Regions from separate parts of the Mus musculus genome. Here regions 1 and 2 are each linked to region 3. The links are chromatin loops, found by intact Hi-C in ENCODE. Cell type or tissue: heart. All regions are shown on one strand.

Evidence for each region. A loop is a pair of places that touch in the nucleus more often than their neighbours do. Peaks named below come from ENCODE experiments on the same cell type or tissue, not always from the same donor. Only the 100,000 strongest peaks of a DNase experiment are listed, where the experiment ranks them.
Region 1: a loop joins it to region 3, with 4 times the contacts of the local background. A loop is called at or near these places in 36 of 42 quality-filtered maps.
Region 2: a loop joins it to region 3, with 5 times the contacts of the local background. A loop is called at or near these places in 34 of 42 quality-filtered maps.

What each region holds. Positions count from the first base shown.
Region 1 is chr9:78,022,138-78,027,137 of GRCm38, reverse strand. No RefSeq gene overlaps it. Among named protein-coding and RNA genes, the nearest start is that of Gm23609, 11 kb to the right of the region's middle. In heart, a CTCF peak has its summit at 2,102 (motif pointing right); a DNase peak (open chromatin) is centred at 4,807; H3K27ac peaks cover 429 bases.
Region 2 is chr9:78,002,610-78,007,609 of GRCm38, reverse strand. It overlaps a transcript of Gm34829 not described here. Among named protein-coding and RNA genes, the nearest start is that of Gm39375, 7.7 kb to the left of the region's middle. In heart, a CTCF peak has its summit at 1,927 (motif pointing left); DNase peaks (open chromatin) are centred at 799 and 4,159; H3K27ac peaks cover 874 bases.
Region 3 is chr9:77,804,328-77,809,327 of GRCm38, reverse strand. It overlaps Gm34654 (a long non-coding RNA gene), which reads left to right. Exons shown (of 5, transcript XR_379642.4): 2 at 28-177; 3 at 599-693; 4 at 2,223-2,401. Among named protein-coding and RNA genes, the nearest start is that of Gm34654, 45 kb to the left of the region's middle. In heart, a CTCF peak has its summit at 2,363; DNase peaks (open chromatin) are centred at 647 and 2,117; H3K4me3 peaks cover 556 bases; H3K27ac peaks cover 541 bases; H3K27me3 peaks cover 513 bases.

The sequences.
Region 1 (5,000 bases), 220 kb before region 3:
AGTGTTAGGGACCAGAGACCAGAGAGAGACCCAACAGAAGCCCATGGAGGTTCTAAAACAACTGCACCAAAGTGGAGACTCTGGGAAGGAAGCAAATGTACATTGTCGTAATTATTCCCCCATCTTCTTAGCATGGCTTAAATGTGAACCCACCTTCTTGAGGGGTAGTCCCTTGGTCATGTGACTGATGGCACAGCTGGATTAACTCTTAAGGGAGGAGACAACAGCCCGTTTCTATCCAAACAAGGATTCCATTCCCCTTCTTTATTGTAACACAGGTACTAGATACATGTGATAGTCACGGGGCAGCCTCAGATGGCAGTCCTCAGGTACCTTAGAATTTTTTTTGTTTGTTTGAGACAATGTCTCTCATTGTCTTACAACTTTGACATGTAGTTCAAGCTAGCTGACCGGTGAGCTTTCAGGGATGTGTCTGTCTCCAGGTTCCATCCTACCTTTGATGGGATTACAGGTGAGCATCATCTAACCTTGCTCTTGATGTAGCTTCTGGAGATTTGAACTCAGGTACCTGAGCTTGCCAGGCAAGTGCTTTACTAATTGAGTCATCTCCCAGTCTGGAATATATATCTGGAATATATATATATATATATCTGGAATATATATATATATCTGGAATATATATATATATATGTATATATATATACACATATATATATACACACACACTATTTTATATATAATGTATATGTAATATATGTTGCATATATGTATGTATACACACATGTATGTATGTATATATGTATAGATATTCATTTGTTAATATTTTAGGTGTATGGGTATTTTGCCTGCATGTACGGCTGTGTACCACCATGCATGCCTGGTACCCACAGAGACCAGAAGAGGGGTTTAGATGCCCTGGAACTGGAGTTGAAGTTGTGAGCCTCCATGTAGTTGCTAGGAGTCAAACTTATTAGCAAGTGCTCTTAACTGTTGAGCCATCTCTCCAGACCTTTCAATATATTTTTATTAGTTCTTTGGAAATTTCAGTCAGTGTATTTTGATCTCATGTTCACTCCCCCTAACTCCTCTCAGATCCACCACCATCATTTTCCTGCATTTTAAAAGTGAATTTAGCCCGAGAAGTATAGCTTAATGGTGACGCCTAGGCTGTAATTCAGTCATTACTATAGGACAGAGGCAGAGCCCTACTCTATCCCGCACAGTAGCTTGAAGGTCCCCTTTTGCCTCAGGGGTCTCCATTTATGTAACACTCAGATTCTGTGGCCTCTACAAAGAAAGACTTTCATGCTGAACTCATATAAATCAGAGGAGGAGATTTAGTCTAGGGCATTTTCACACGTTACAAAAGGTCGCCTTGGGAAAGAAAGAGACATGGCCAAACAGGTTTCAGCTTCTCCGGTAGAAGTGCCAGGCAGGTTTCCTTATGATGGACTTCTGCTGGCATTCAAGTTATGTCTAAGGAATCTAAAAACCACCACCCTTTAACACCGTTCAGAATGTCGCCTCCAATGAGGTTTGAGAGTAAGGATTCCCTCTGTGAGCCAAGTTGAATGGTGGATGTAAGGGGTACCGTTTAGATTCAGGAATAAGGGAATTGGTAGAAACTCAAGATTACCTCATTTGGGCCCTAAGTAAGCACAATGTTAGTTGCTGTCCTTAATCTCTTTTGGAAAATTTGTATTGACTCTGTGAGCAATTTGGGCTTCATCAGTGGAACCTGAAGCTTACTGCCTTTCGCAGAAAAACAAGCAAACAAGCAAACAAACAAACGAAACTAAGAAACAACTAAAACAAAACAACTCACCACTACCACCAACAAAAACCAGATCAGATTAGCGGCTCTTCCCTCATCCAGGCCACTGTAATTCCCATCTGTCCTGCCTTAGTACTTCAGAACTACCACCAACCTTGACGTACACACACACACGTGCACACACACACACCTTTTCATCTTCTCTTCTAATTTCTCTTCTTTAGCTAAGTTATGGCCTCTGTATGACTTCATTAAAGAGCAAATGGACTAGAGAGCTGAGACTTATTGTACTAAAGTAACAGTGGTCCAGACTGCATCTTCAGCCACCCTGATGCAGTCCAGGAGACTAACAGTTGCCTGCTGTACACCGGACCCTCCAGCAGACGGCAGTATTAAACCAGGATTAAAAGATGATGATAAGGTATGCCTGAGGGGCAGAGCCCTCACCTGCCACTGACTAGGTCAGAAGGCTCCTCCTCACCCACATAAAAAGAAACAAAGAGATGAAACTAAATGCCGTTTTACTTGTGGCAAATAGTTTTCCATTCTCTGAGGTCATATAAGTTCCTTTTCCAGGGGAGAAGAGAATGGTGAGTTTCACATGCTTTCTCTCATATGCTGAATCTAGATTTATACACACATACACACGCAAGCACATACACACACACATGCACAAACACACGACATGTTCACTCTCACACATACTTCCACACACATGACACATTCATTCATGTAAACATTCACACTTTCCCTTACACAAACACACATACAAAATGGACACACACACACACACACACACACACACACACGGCAATTTTGGAGAAAGAAGGAAGCTGAAGGGGTGCAGATAGTAAGTCAACTAAGAGCAAAGTAAGGACATATGTGCATAATGATGTCATGGTGTGCATAATGATGTCATCAGGAAACCCATACATTTTTGCTTTGCTTTTTTAAAAAAGATGTCCCTAAAGCCAGGCACAGTGTCACATGACTGTAATCTCAGCACTGGGGAGGCAGAAGAATTGTGGTTTCGATGCCAGCCTGGACTACATAGCAAAACTCTATCTAAAAACCAAAAACCAAAAACAAACCCTCACTAATACAAGAGAAATGAGATGGATTTTTGTTTTGGTTTTTGGTTTTTGGTTTTTTGAGACAGGGTTTCTCTGTATAGCCCTGGCTGTCCTGGAACTCACTCTGTAGACCAGGCTGGCCTTGAACTCAGATATCCGCCTGCCTCTGCCTCCCAAGTGCTGGGATTAAAGACGTGTGCCACCACGCCCGGCTGAGATGGATTTTTAATATCATAAGCTCAAGTCAAGCTTTCTGAGTAGTGTAATCGCTAACACAATGCTTTTGCCTGCAGGCCTTGTCACCATGTTTGAAACTCCTGCCTCCTGAGAGTGCAGAGGAGGGAGTGAGTGAGTGGGCTGAAGGACAAGGAAGAAAAAGGAGGCAGGGGTCTGGGTAACACAGCTTGTGCACCCACAGAAGCTGCGGGAGCAGAGGTGAGGGGGCCGGAGGCTGAGGCACAGGTCCGAGTCTTAAATTAGTTAGTGAGTTGCGTCACTGGCTCTGAACCTGACCACCATCTTATCATAGAAAGCACCCCAAGAGGCCACCTTGCTCACAACCAAAACAGTCCCCGTTAGCCTCTACCCCAGACCTATGGTGGCCTTACCGCTTCTGATCTCCCTTGTAGTCAAATAAATTATCTCATTTGCTGTCTTTTCTGAAGAATTTTCAAAAAAAAAAAAAACCCACTAACAATGCATTCATTAGTTGTCTGAACCACATTTCAATTATCTCCCAATCATGTGCAGCTAATGTCTATGGCCTTGGTAAATGGAAACATGTTAACACAGAGAACTTGTGAATGAAAAACAGCCTGTCGCGGTGGGAAACATGGTGAGATGGCTTGCTGACAGCGGTGCTTGCTACCAAGGCTGCCACTCTGAGTTTGATTCCCCGAGTCCTACACGTGGAAGGAAGGAGTCAACTAGTGCAAATTGTCTTTTGACCTTTATATGTATACCTACACATGAATAAAAGTTTTTAATGTTAATGGGATTTTTAAAAAAATGTTTTGATAACAGTGAGTGGTGCTCTGGATGGTCTAAACACCCGTGACAGTCCTCAAGGGGTAAGGTGGACATCGGCTCCTAACGTGCACATACGTTCCAGGGTGTGTAACCGCAACCTAGAATGAGGAGGGGAAGTTGAAAAGAACAGAAAACCCTTACTGAGCAGGTAATCTGGACGTGATTTATCGTGGGAGGGAACAACATTGGCGAGTGATGGTTTGGGCAATTAGGAGAAGCTGTAATAGAAAGATTAGCTAAGGGCTGGAGAGATGGCTCAGTGGGTAAGAGTACCCGATTGGTCTTCCGAAGGTCCAGAGTTCAAATCCCAGCAACCACATGGTGGCTCACAACCATCCGTAACAAGATCTGACTCCCTCTTCTGGTGTGTCTGAAGACAGCTACAGTGTATTTACATATAATAATAAATAAATCTTAAAAAAAAAAGAAAGATTACCTAAGGTCCAAGTTAATAAGTCAACTATCCTTTGAATGTCATAGCCATGGCTGGCTGGCGTAAACTCCTGAAAGGGTCACTTTCATTTCCAGATGCCCTGACCTGGACCATCTCTGATCTGGCACACTGGGGACTCATCAGGATATCCAGTGATGTGGTGGGGGTAGAGGGGGCAAGGAGCTGTCAGAAGTTTTCAGAACAGCCCTAGGGCAGAAAAGCTAATCACACCAGGTCGAACATAAAGTTGTAAAGAGAAATAAAAGCATTCTTGATCCTACAGACTGGACTTTGTCTCCCACCCCACCCCATTAGCCAAATGTAAACCTTATTACATCAGAGCGGTCCTCAACCTTATCTGTGGTTTCAGTTCCCTGCTTAAATATGCTCTGAAATTGTTCAGTGGAAAGTTCTGAGCATAACCGATGCCTGTGCTGGAAACTACATTTTATTCTGAGCAGTATGATGAAATCTGTGTCCTGCCCTGCCCTGCATGGGGTATGAATCACTCCTGCTTCCTGTACACCCGGCTGTGTACACTCTGTGCCCATCAGTCAGCTGGCAGCACCGCCACAGCATCACGGTGCCTCTGTCTGGGTCTGGTGTCCACCTCAGCTTCAAGCATCCACTGAGGCCTTAGAGCCTACCCCTGGAGGAGAGTGGTCGGCAGACAGGAGCCCCAGACCTTTAGACAGCAAAATAACTTAGAGTCAGCCTGCAAGTCGATTCA
Region 2 (5,000 bases), 200 kb before region 3:
AGAAAGATTCATGTTTATTATTATTATTATTATTATTATTATTATTATTATTATTATGCATGTGTGAACCCAGAACTTCTTCAAGAACTTGACCATTGAAACTTTCCAGCCTCATCTGCTTGATTTTCATGAAGGGCTGGGGCAGAGCATACAAAAAGCTCCACACAGAGATGTGGCCACACAGAGAATCTGGAGTTTAAGTTGAGGAAAAAGGAACACGACATCTACATCCAAGGAAGAATAGATCTGGTCTACAGAGTGAGTTCCAGGACAGCCAGAGCTATACAGAGAAACCCTGTCTCAAAAAACAAACAAACAAACAAACAAAAACACAACAAAAAACAAAACAAAACAAAACAAAAAAACAAACAACAACAACAAAAAAAACCCAAACAAACAACCAAACAAAAACAAGCAAACAATCAAAAGAATAGATTTGGGACCGTGATTTTATTGACCATTTGAGGATCGATACAAGAGGCAAGAACCAGATGCTAGGGGAAGGTCCCAAGTGAGCATGCTTCCAGGACTTCACCGTCTTGGCTGACCAGCGTCCTTGGGTGGATATGCTGTTTACCTAGAGGGTTCTCGGCGTCTCTGGACACCACCCACCTAGCCCTGGGAAGCATCTTGTGTCCAGGCTGTGCCATTCCAAACTGTCCCGGGCTAGCAGAGGAATTCAGCAAAATTGCTGCCCTTAAGAGTCTCCTGTACCGTCAACGAACAGGCCAGGCCAGGCCAGGGGAACACTGGCCAGAAGGTGGAGCCCACGAGCCTGGTGAAGTGCGGAGGTGGCAGTAGCTAAGGCTCAGTTCCAAGGCCTTTGCTGGGGGATTGGCAAGGCGCCATTAGGAATATAGCGTTGGTTTGCTCTCTTGGGTATCCAGGGCAGCTCAAGGTCGGGAGTATTCCAGGACAGTGTGTTGAGGCTTGCGCTGTGGGTGGCTGCTATCTGTTCCACCAGCACAGATTTCCAAAGGCAGGGTCACTTGGGCAGGTGATAAGCTTGTTTGTGGTTTAAACAGTTTGGGACCTATTCGCTTACATGGTTGTTGTGCTTCATCTAGGTTAACTGCCTTAACTGCCTGTCCTCCTAACCCTTGAGTTGCAAAGAATGGAAAGAGGACAGCGGAGAGACAGGGAAGCAAGCGGACCGTCTCCAGCCTGTGCGCCTGACTCAGTAGACTGCGGCGCTGGCTCATCCTGGGAGCGCAGAGGGAATGTCAGCCTCACACAGCCTGGCACCTTGTGCAGTGACACCTTCAGGGTTTGTGGGGACAAGCCGCCTGCCAGACACACGGCTTATTATAAGTCAGATGATACAAGTTTACATATGAATATGAACACAGGCAGCTTGAACAAGCCCAGTGAGGCTAATGAACTTCCTGATTGGCAAAATTAGAACTCTGATGCAAAGCATGGTTAGGATATGAAGGTCTTGGGTTCTGAAGGGAGGAAAGTCACTCTGGTAGGTAAGAGAGGTGAAACTCGGTGGCCTCGGTGGCTGACAAATTTAGGGTGCAGACGGAGGGAATTCGAAGAGCCATGCTCATACTGCGTTTGTGGTCACAATAAACAAAAACCAGTAAGCTAAAGAAATAACTGGACTATATGATGTTTATTAGACTATCTCAAACCCAGAAATGAATACACTATCTATCTATCTATCTATCTATCTATCTATCTATCTATCTATCATCTATCTATCTATCTATCTATCTATCTATCTATCTATCAGTTTGCATATGATATGGTGTCATTAAGACAAACTATTACCAAATAATATCTTGGGCTACAAAGATAGCTCAGTGGTTAAGAGCACTGGCTGCTCTTGCAGGGACCCAGATTCAAGTTCCCCAGCATCTTCGGGGCAGCTTGCAACCGTCCATAACTGTAGTTCCAAAGGGTCTAATGCCCTCTTCTGGCCCCCGCAGGTACTGCACACATGTCCCTCTAGAGTGGTCCAGCTTTTCTTAAGCTTTTGTTACTTATGTGTGTGTGCATGTGCTGGTGTGTGCATGTCACAGCACACATGCAGAAGTCAGAGCACAACCCACAGGAGTAAGTCCTATTCCTCCACCATGGGGGCCTAGGGTTCAAAATCAGGTTGTCTGAGCTGGTGACAAGCACCCTGATCCACTGAGTCACCCTAGCCAGTCCAAGATCTAGTCTTTTAAACCCCTCTTCTCTGGCCCTCGGTCACATGAGATATGAAGCATAAATGATAATCAATCACCTATTTAGTTCTGTGGACCACAGGAAAATGGTTTTCTTGCTATAAAGTGGTTTTGCTTTTTGATTTGAGATGGAGTTTCCCATATCCCAGGCTGGACTCCAACTCACACTGGGCATAGCTTGAACACATGTGACCTCAAAGCCAGCCTCCACAGTGACACACCTCCTTCAACAGGCCACACCTCATGGTGTCACCCTCCATAGCCAAGCATTCAAACACACCGGTCTATAGGGGTCATCCCTATTCAAGCCACCACATTCTCCTGACTGTAGAAATGTATTTTCTGCAGGCACATAAACTTCTTTGCTTCTCCTTGGCCTCTAGGTCATATGGGCTTATCTTCAGATGCAGCCAAGGTGAATCAGAAATCTGGGGGAACAAGCTGACTTTGTGAAGGACAACGGGAAGGTGGCTTTGGCTGGTAACTGGTTTTTGCTGATTTTGAATTTGCGTGAGGATGTCTCACTGGCACAGGGGAAATAGGGGGAAAAAAAACCCAGCCTTTTTTCTTAAGATGTGAAATGTTCTCTGAGCTTTGGAACCTCCCAGAATGTTAACCCTGGCTGACAGCATGATTTAGAGTGTAATCATTTCTTTCCTTTCTAGTTTCACTCTGTCCTTTTGGGCAGAAGAGATTGTTCTCTTCATTGACAAGCTCAGATTCTCCCTCCCTCCCTCTCCCTCCCTCTCCCTCCCTCTCCTTCCCTCTCCCTCTGTGCCCTAGATAAGATGGTAAGTTTTGTTAATCTTTCTTTTTCCTACAAAACCCACAGCATCATTTTGTAGGCGGAAACACGGCATCTCAGCGAATCTAAAGGATTTTCTCTAAGATGAACCAATCAGATACACTAAATAGAAATACATTATATGCGCCCTTATAAAAGCCCAGTCATTCTATTTAGTGAAACCCAGAACTGTTACACAATGAAATATGAGGCTAATTTTAAAGCAAGTCATGTGCCCTTCCCATTGATCAGACCCACATACAAGGCAGGGATTCCACCTTGTATGCAAAAGCCCAGGTTAATCAGAAAGCTCTGCATGGGCGATGTGGCTGATTGCAGGAACACAAGCCTCATTTTCCAGCCAGTCCAGTGCTTCCTATGCGGAGTGCCCCGAGTGAGACCCATGGGCAGGAAGCACAGTCCTCAGCCAGGACCGGCTTTTTGTCACCTGATGTCTAGGACCCAGGCTTCCAGGGTAGTGAGATGCTAATAACCTCTCACTGAGGTGCCTGATCTGCACTAACCAACTTCTGTGAAGAAGGCCGCTGAAGCCATGGTTCAGTGTTCTTTGGACAATGGGTAGGGAAGGGAGCAGACAGCAGCGGGGCTACCAATCATCCACGAGGTAGCCTAGGGTGGAGGGACACTCACACTGATGGAAGGCAGCCACCTAAGCAAAATGTTAGTTCTCCAGTTCCATTCTGGTGAACTCTTTTTTTTTTTTTTTTCTGTCCCATGTTGTTTTATACCAGCTGTTCTCAACCTGTTAGTTGTGACCCCTTTGGGATTGAATGACCCTTCCACAGGGGTTGCCTAAGACCATGGGAAAACCACAAATATTTACATTATGATTCAAAACAGTAGCAAACTTAACAGTTATGAAGCATCAACAAAAATAATCTTATGGTTAGGGGTCACCACAACATGAGGAACTGTATTTAAGGGTTGCGGCACCAGGGAGGTTGAGAACAAGTGAAAGGATGTTCCTCCTCCTCTCTCTCTCTCTCTCTCTCTCTCTCTCTCTCTCTCTCTCTCTCTCTCTCTCCCTCTCTCTCTCTCTTTTTCTAAATTAAAACCTACTCTGAAGAGATGATCTGAGTTCAGCTGTACTGTGGAGAACAGCTGCTTTCAGGCAACAGCTCCAATGACAATCTGCACCTGAAGCCAGAAACCAGAGTCATGGCCACCTGCCACGTCAGGGGCCAGAGAAGTTGGGCAAGAGTTCGGACTTGCTCTGGGAGGCAGGAGTTCTGGCCAGTGAAAAAGCCAGTGGCTCAGCAGGACAAGAAAGAGAAGGAAAGGAAGTGGGCAGGGGGCAAGGGAGAGAGTAGACATGGAGGCAAAGGGCAACTGCAAGAGCTCATACTGGAAGCTGCCGGAATCTTCCTTCACAAGAGGCTGGAGAAAATATGTAGGCAAAGTACATTTATTTACAATTCTACTCATCCATCTGTCCTTGCCTCCCTCCCACCATCTATCCATCCATCCACCCACCCACCCATCCATCCATCTACTTATCTATCCCTCCATCTATCCATCTATCCACTCATCCATGCATTCATCCACCTACCCACTCATCCATCTATCTATCCACCACCCACCCATCTATCCACACATCTACCTACCCACCTATCCATCATCTACTTATCTATCCACCCATCCATCCATTTATCTACTTATCTATCCATCCACTCATCTACTTATCCATCCACCTATCTATCTATCCATCATCTATCCATCCATCCATCAATCCACCCACCCATCCATCCAATTATCCATCCATCCATCCATCCATCCATCCATCCACCCATCTACCAACTTATCCATCTGTACTGGCTAGTTTTGTGTCAACTTGACACAGGCTGGAGTTACCACAGAGAAAGGAGCTTCAATTGGGAAATGCCTCCATGAGATCCAGTTGCAAGGCATTTTCTAAATTAGTGATCAAGGGGGGAGGTCCCCTTGTGGGTGGTGTCATCTCTGGGCTGGTAGTCTTGGTTCTATAAAAGAGCATGCTAGCCAGTAAAGAACATCCCTCC
Region 3 (5,000 bases):
ACACTCTGATGCTGCGTCGCTTCTAAGCACACTGGCAACAAACATGGCAGCATCCACCTCCTCTGAATGATGAGACGGGGAGAGAGCAATGTCATGTGACCATGAGATGGTGATTCTCTTTGGAGACTCCACAGAAGCCCACAGAGGCCATGAGCGAGAAGCACAAGATGCCCACAGGTAAAAAGGAGCGGGGACTTGACTCCTGGGATCCACTTTGACTTTCCCATTAGCAGAGCTTTTCTGTTTGCCATCCTCACTGACTTCATTGCAAACGTGTGCACACACACCAGGCTTCTATGTCTTCACAATACTGAGTTGATGAGGTGGACATTTTCCCCACCCCGGAGAGACCAGTAGCAGTAAGGCTTGTCTAGGAGGGATATATTTGCTTTGCATTCCTACTCTCTAGCGACTGGCCTCTGGTCCCCCTAGGACTTTCTCCTATGTAGCATTGGCTTCAAACAATGAAGGACACCCTTTCTCCGCAGAAAAGGACTTCGGCCTCGCGGTCCTCATGCCTTTTGTTCAAGAATAGTCACCATTGCTTGCTCCAGACCCCAGGGAGTGTGTTAACCTGGCTGTTTCTTTTTCCTTATAGGAATGATGCAGGCAGGGCTGAGGCTCATGTTAACTGAGCACCTTCTGCTGGGCACCCAGCCAGAGCAACACTTCCTGCTTGAATGACTTCATCACGTATGTGTTATCATTTCCATGTTTATGGGGGAACAAGAGGGAAAACGGGGTCACAGAGTAGGTTTGAATTCCAGAGAATCTATTCATTTTGATAGCAAGGAAGATTCTGTGAGGTATATATATATCTATATATAGATATATATATATACCCATTGAACTTTGTACCAAAAGATGATGTCTTTGTCAGGACATGCATGTAGCAGACACTCACTTGAAGTAAGTTTACACTAAGTTTCGGATTTATTGGGTAGGACATTTGTCAGCCCTTTAGAATATAAGGACAGTTGGACAACCCTGACCTCAGCCTCAGGAGTCCTGAGTTTATCTCCCTAACATCTCCCCATTGCTGGAAGTAGTATCCCGTGCCTGTGTGCTAGCTGACTCTCAAAGGCCAGACCCTCAGTGGCTCTGAGGTGCCTCTCCTGCGTTAAGCATTTGCCTCTAGTCTAGCCAGCCATGTCCAAGAGTCATGGGGTAAAAGGAAGACCTATGGAAGCTAATTCTGTTGATCAGTAAATGGTTCCAATTGCTAAAGAATCAGCCACCAAATGCAGGCACTATTGCATATGCCAGCAAGATTTTGCTTAAGGAACCCTGGTATAGCTGTCTCCTATGAGGCTATGCCAGTGCCTGGAAAATACAGAAGTGGATGCTCACAGTCATCTATTGGATGGAACACAGGGCCCCCAATATAGGAGCTAGAGAAAGTACCCAAGGAGCTGAAGGGGTCTGCAACCCTATAGGTGGAACAACAATATGAACTAATCAGTACCCCGGAGCTCGTGTCTCTAGCTACATATGTATCAGAAGATGGCCTAGTCAGCCATCATTGGGAAGAGAAGTTCCTTGGTATTGCAAACTTTATATGCTCCAGTACAGGGGAACGCCAGGGCCGAGAAGTGAGATTAAATGGGTAGGGGAGCAGAGCGGGGGGGAGGGTATAGGGGACTTTTGGGATAGCATTTGAAATGTAAATGAGAAAATATCTAATAAAAAACGTGTGTGTGTGTATGTGTGTGTGTGTGTGTGTGTGTGTGTGTAGAATCAAACCACTACAACAACAAAGACCCAACTTGCGCTGAGTGACTATTGGACTTGGCTATAACTCAGTAAATGCTTATGGCCTGGTATGTTTAGGGTTCCAGAGGTATGTTCATTACTCTCCATAAAGCACTTTGAGAACCTTGACTGAATCATGTTTTTTGGCTGTTAGTGTAATTCCCAGGCAGGGGCTCATAAGGTCATACACAGCCAAGACAAATATGTGACATTTCTATGGTCCAGTTGTCCTTTTGTTTACAGCCATAGGGGCCATCCAGGAAAGGAGAACTGAACTATTTATTCTCAAATGCTTGCTTTCAGGGGGCCGAGGAAATGGGAAAAACATTTGTAGACAGGGCTATTGTGTTTGCTGCTGGCTGCTGTCCAGTACTTATGAAAAGGGCGCTCTCACCAAGTAGACGCTTTGTGTCCCTGTAAGAAACTGTTTCCTCTGTCTGGAAAGTGAGTTGTGTTTCTTTGTTTCTAAGGTTATTAACCCAGATGCATGAGACCCTTTGTCTCCTTCAGAGTAACCTGATTTTGCGGTTCCCTGGGTTCTGGAGTTTGTGCCTTTGCCTGTAGGTGAGGTCCTGAGCCTGGAAGACTGCAGGCATATTGACATGGTGGTGTTATACCGCCACCATGGGGGCACTGCTGGAATTTCAAGGTACTTAGAAAGCTTTGTTCTCGTCTCTAATGTCCACGTTCAGAAGTGAAAGTGAGCACGTTAATTTTACGTTATGTCGTTCAACTCAAGTACTATGAAAGTTATAATTTATCAAAAACCATAAGGACACAACCTGCCTGTGGAAAGGCTCTGGAGGGGTAGATAGCTTCAGCAGGTGTGTCTGAAGGACTTTAAATAGGAAGAGTCTCCAAAGATCCATATAGTGAAGGCTTGACTCCCAAATGCAGTAATGCTTAGAGTGGGGCCCAGTGAGGTGAATAGATCAGGAATGTTCTAAACTCATCTACAGAAAGTAGGTGAGTCTGTCGGTAAGTTCATAGATAAGGGCTATTAGCATATAGGCCCTCCCTGGAGGAAGTAGGCTACATAAAGAGAGAGTGCTCCATCTCCCCTCACCCCTGCTCGGGAGAGTGCCACTGAAGGCTATGTCTCCCCTCACCCCTGCTCGGGGAGAGTGCCACTGAAGACTATGTCTCCCTTCACCCCTGCTCGGGAGAGTGCCACTGAAGGCTATGTCTCCCCTCACCCCTGCTCGGGGAGAGTGCCACTGAAGGCTATGTCTCCCCTCACCCCTGCTAGGGAGAGGGCCACTGAAGGCTATGTCTCTCTTCACCCCTGCTTGGAGAGAGGGCCACCTTCTGCCTGTCACCAGGTGAGTGGCTTTGCTCTAGCACATGCCCAGCCATGATGCTGTCTCATGATGGCCCAGAAACAAAGTGGATGGAACCCTGTGAATCTACAGGCCCAAAGAATCTGAGTGGGTTTTCTCTGTGTTTCTCAAAGCAATGGAAGACTACTAGCCTGATTTAACCTACAGACCAGACATTTCAGTCTTCTAAGCCACAAATGTAGTGACCCTCTGGGATATCTCCAGCTCAGCAGTAGAGCTCTGACTGAGGCCCTGGGTTGGCATGTCATGCACACACACACACACACACACACACACACACACACACACGCACCACTGACAATTCATTTCACTACGTTTTGTCTTGATTAAGTGACACAGACTGTCTCAGTCATTGGTATTTGGAAATTATTCAGTGAAGGACTGCTTTGTTGCTATTATCTGACACTGACTTTGCCTTTGGGCAACCTTATGCATGACGAAAAGTGTTGCGGGTAAACTTGCTCAAAACCCAGTGAAGTCAGCACCCAACCTGCTGCTAGAGAGGATGCTCCTGAGACCCCTGGGAAGTCGGAAGAAACAAGTAACAGCACCAACATTGATGCTAATTGCCAAGGTGGGGATGAAATCATATTTTCATTGCTTGATCCTTTGGAATCAGAGAATCATAAAAAGTACACTCCTTCTCCTCTCCCCCCATGGAGCAACCAACCGGGTGTTTAAGTCACTTTCAAATTAAAATGTGAGCCAGTGGAAGGGTGACTAGAACCTAAGATTTTCCACAAATCATCCAGTGTTCTTTATGCAGCATCAAGATATCACCAATGGTCACCAGTCCATATCGCCTTCGACTGGACTAGTTACAAAGATACTTCATCCAGCGATGTATTAGTCCCCATCTCAGCAATGGAAATAGCGACACCTTATTGCAGAAGGCTGTGGTGAAGATCAATGAAATGATGTGTGTCAAGCATCAAGAATTGCACATCACTCGTTAACCAGTGTGAATGTCAGCAGAGATAATTGTAGATGAATCCAACTATAGAAAGTAATACAAAAAAACCCCATGCACCCTTTATCATTTGTCTCCAATGTACATGGCTGGCCAGACTGTACAGTATCATCTGCGGGCTCCCCGAGTCTCATCTGGACTGTTCTTTGTGTGTTATTATCACACATGGATCTGTCATTTGTGTAGGCTCCTGTAGTCACAATCCTAGTCAACTCACTGAGCAGCTCCATCATCCACGGCATCTCTTGCACTGACCCACCTATTCTAACCACACTAATCCCTCCTCTCTGTCCCCGATGTCCTGAAACTTGAGGAACCTGACTGGCACAGGGCTTTGTTGTCTTGGCATTGATTCCCTAGGGACTCATCTAAGATAGCTGCTCAGATCAATACTTCATCCCGTTTATGAGATTACTACCTCATCTTAGATGATACAGATGTACCGCTGTTTGCTTGAAGGATAGCTGAGTCGCTTCTTCAGTTTGGCTGCTAGGAATAAAGCCGCTACAAACATGTCTTTGTACAAACAGGAGTTTTCGTTTCTTTGGGACAAATGACCTACAGTACAGCATCTGGGTGGAATGGTAATTACATGCTTAGCATCAGAAACTCTCAAACTGTTTCCCAGAGTAGCTGTTATCGTTGTCCTCACCAGCAATGTAGCTACACTATTTTTTTTTTTATTTCAGCATTCCTGGTAAGTTGTAATAACATCTATTGTGCCATGTCCTTTTGTCTTTCCCTAGTAGCTAGTAGCATTGAGTGGCTTTTCATGTGCTTATCTGTCCAGTGTCTTTACCTGCTTGGTAAAATATTTCTTCATATTTTTCAAACATCTTATAACCGAACTGCTGTTTGCTAATGAGTTTTTTTTTGTGAGCAACCACTATTGCTAGCTCTTCACATATGTGAGATACAAAGACCTTGGGTGTTTAATT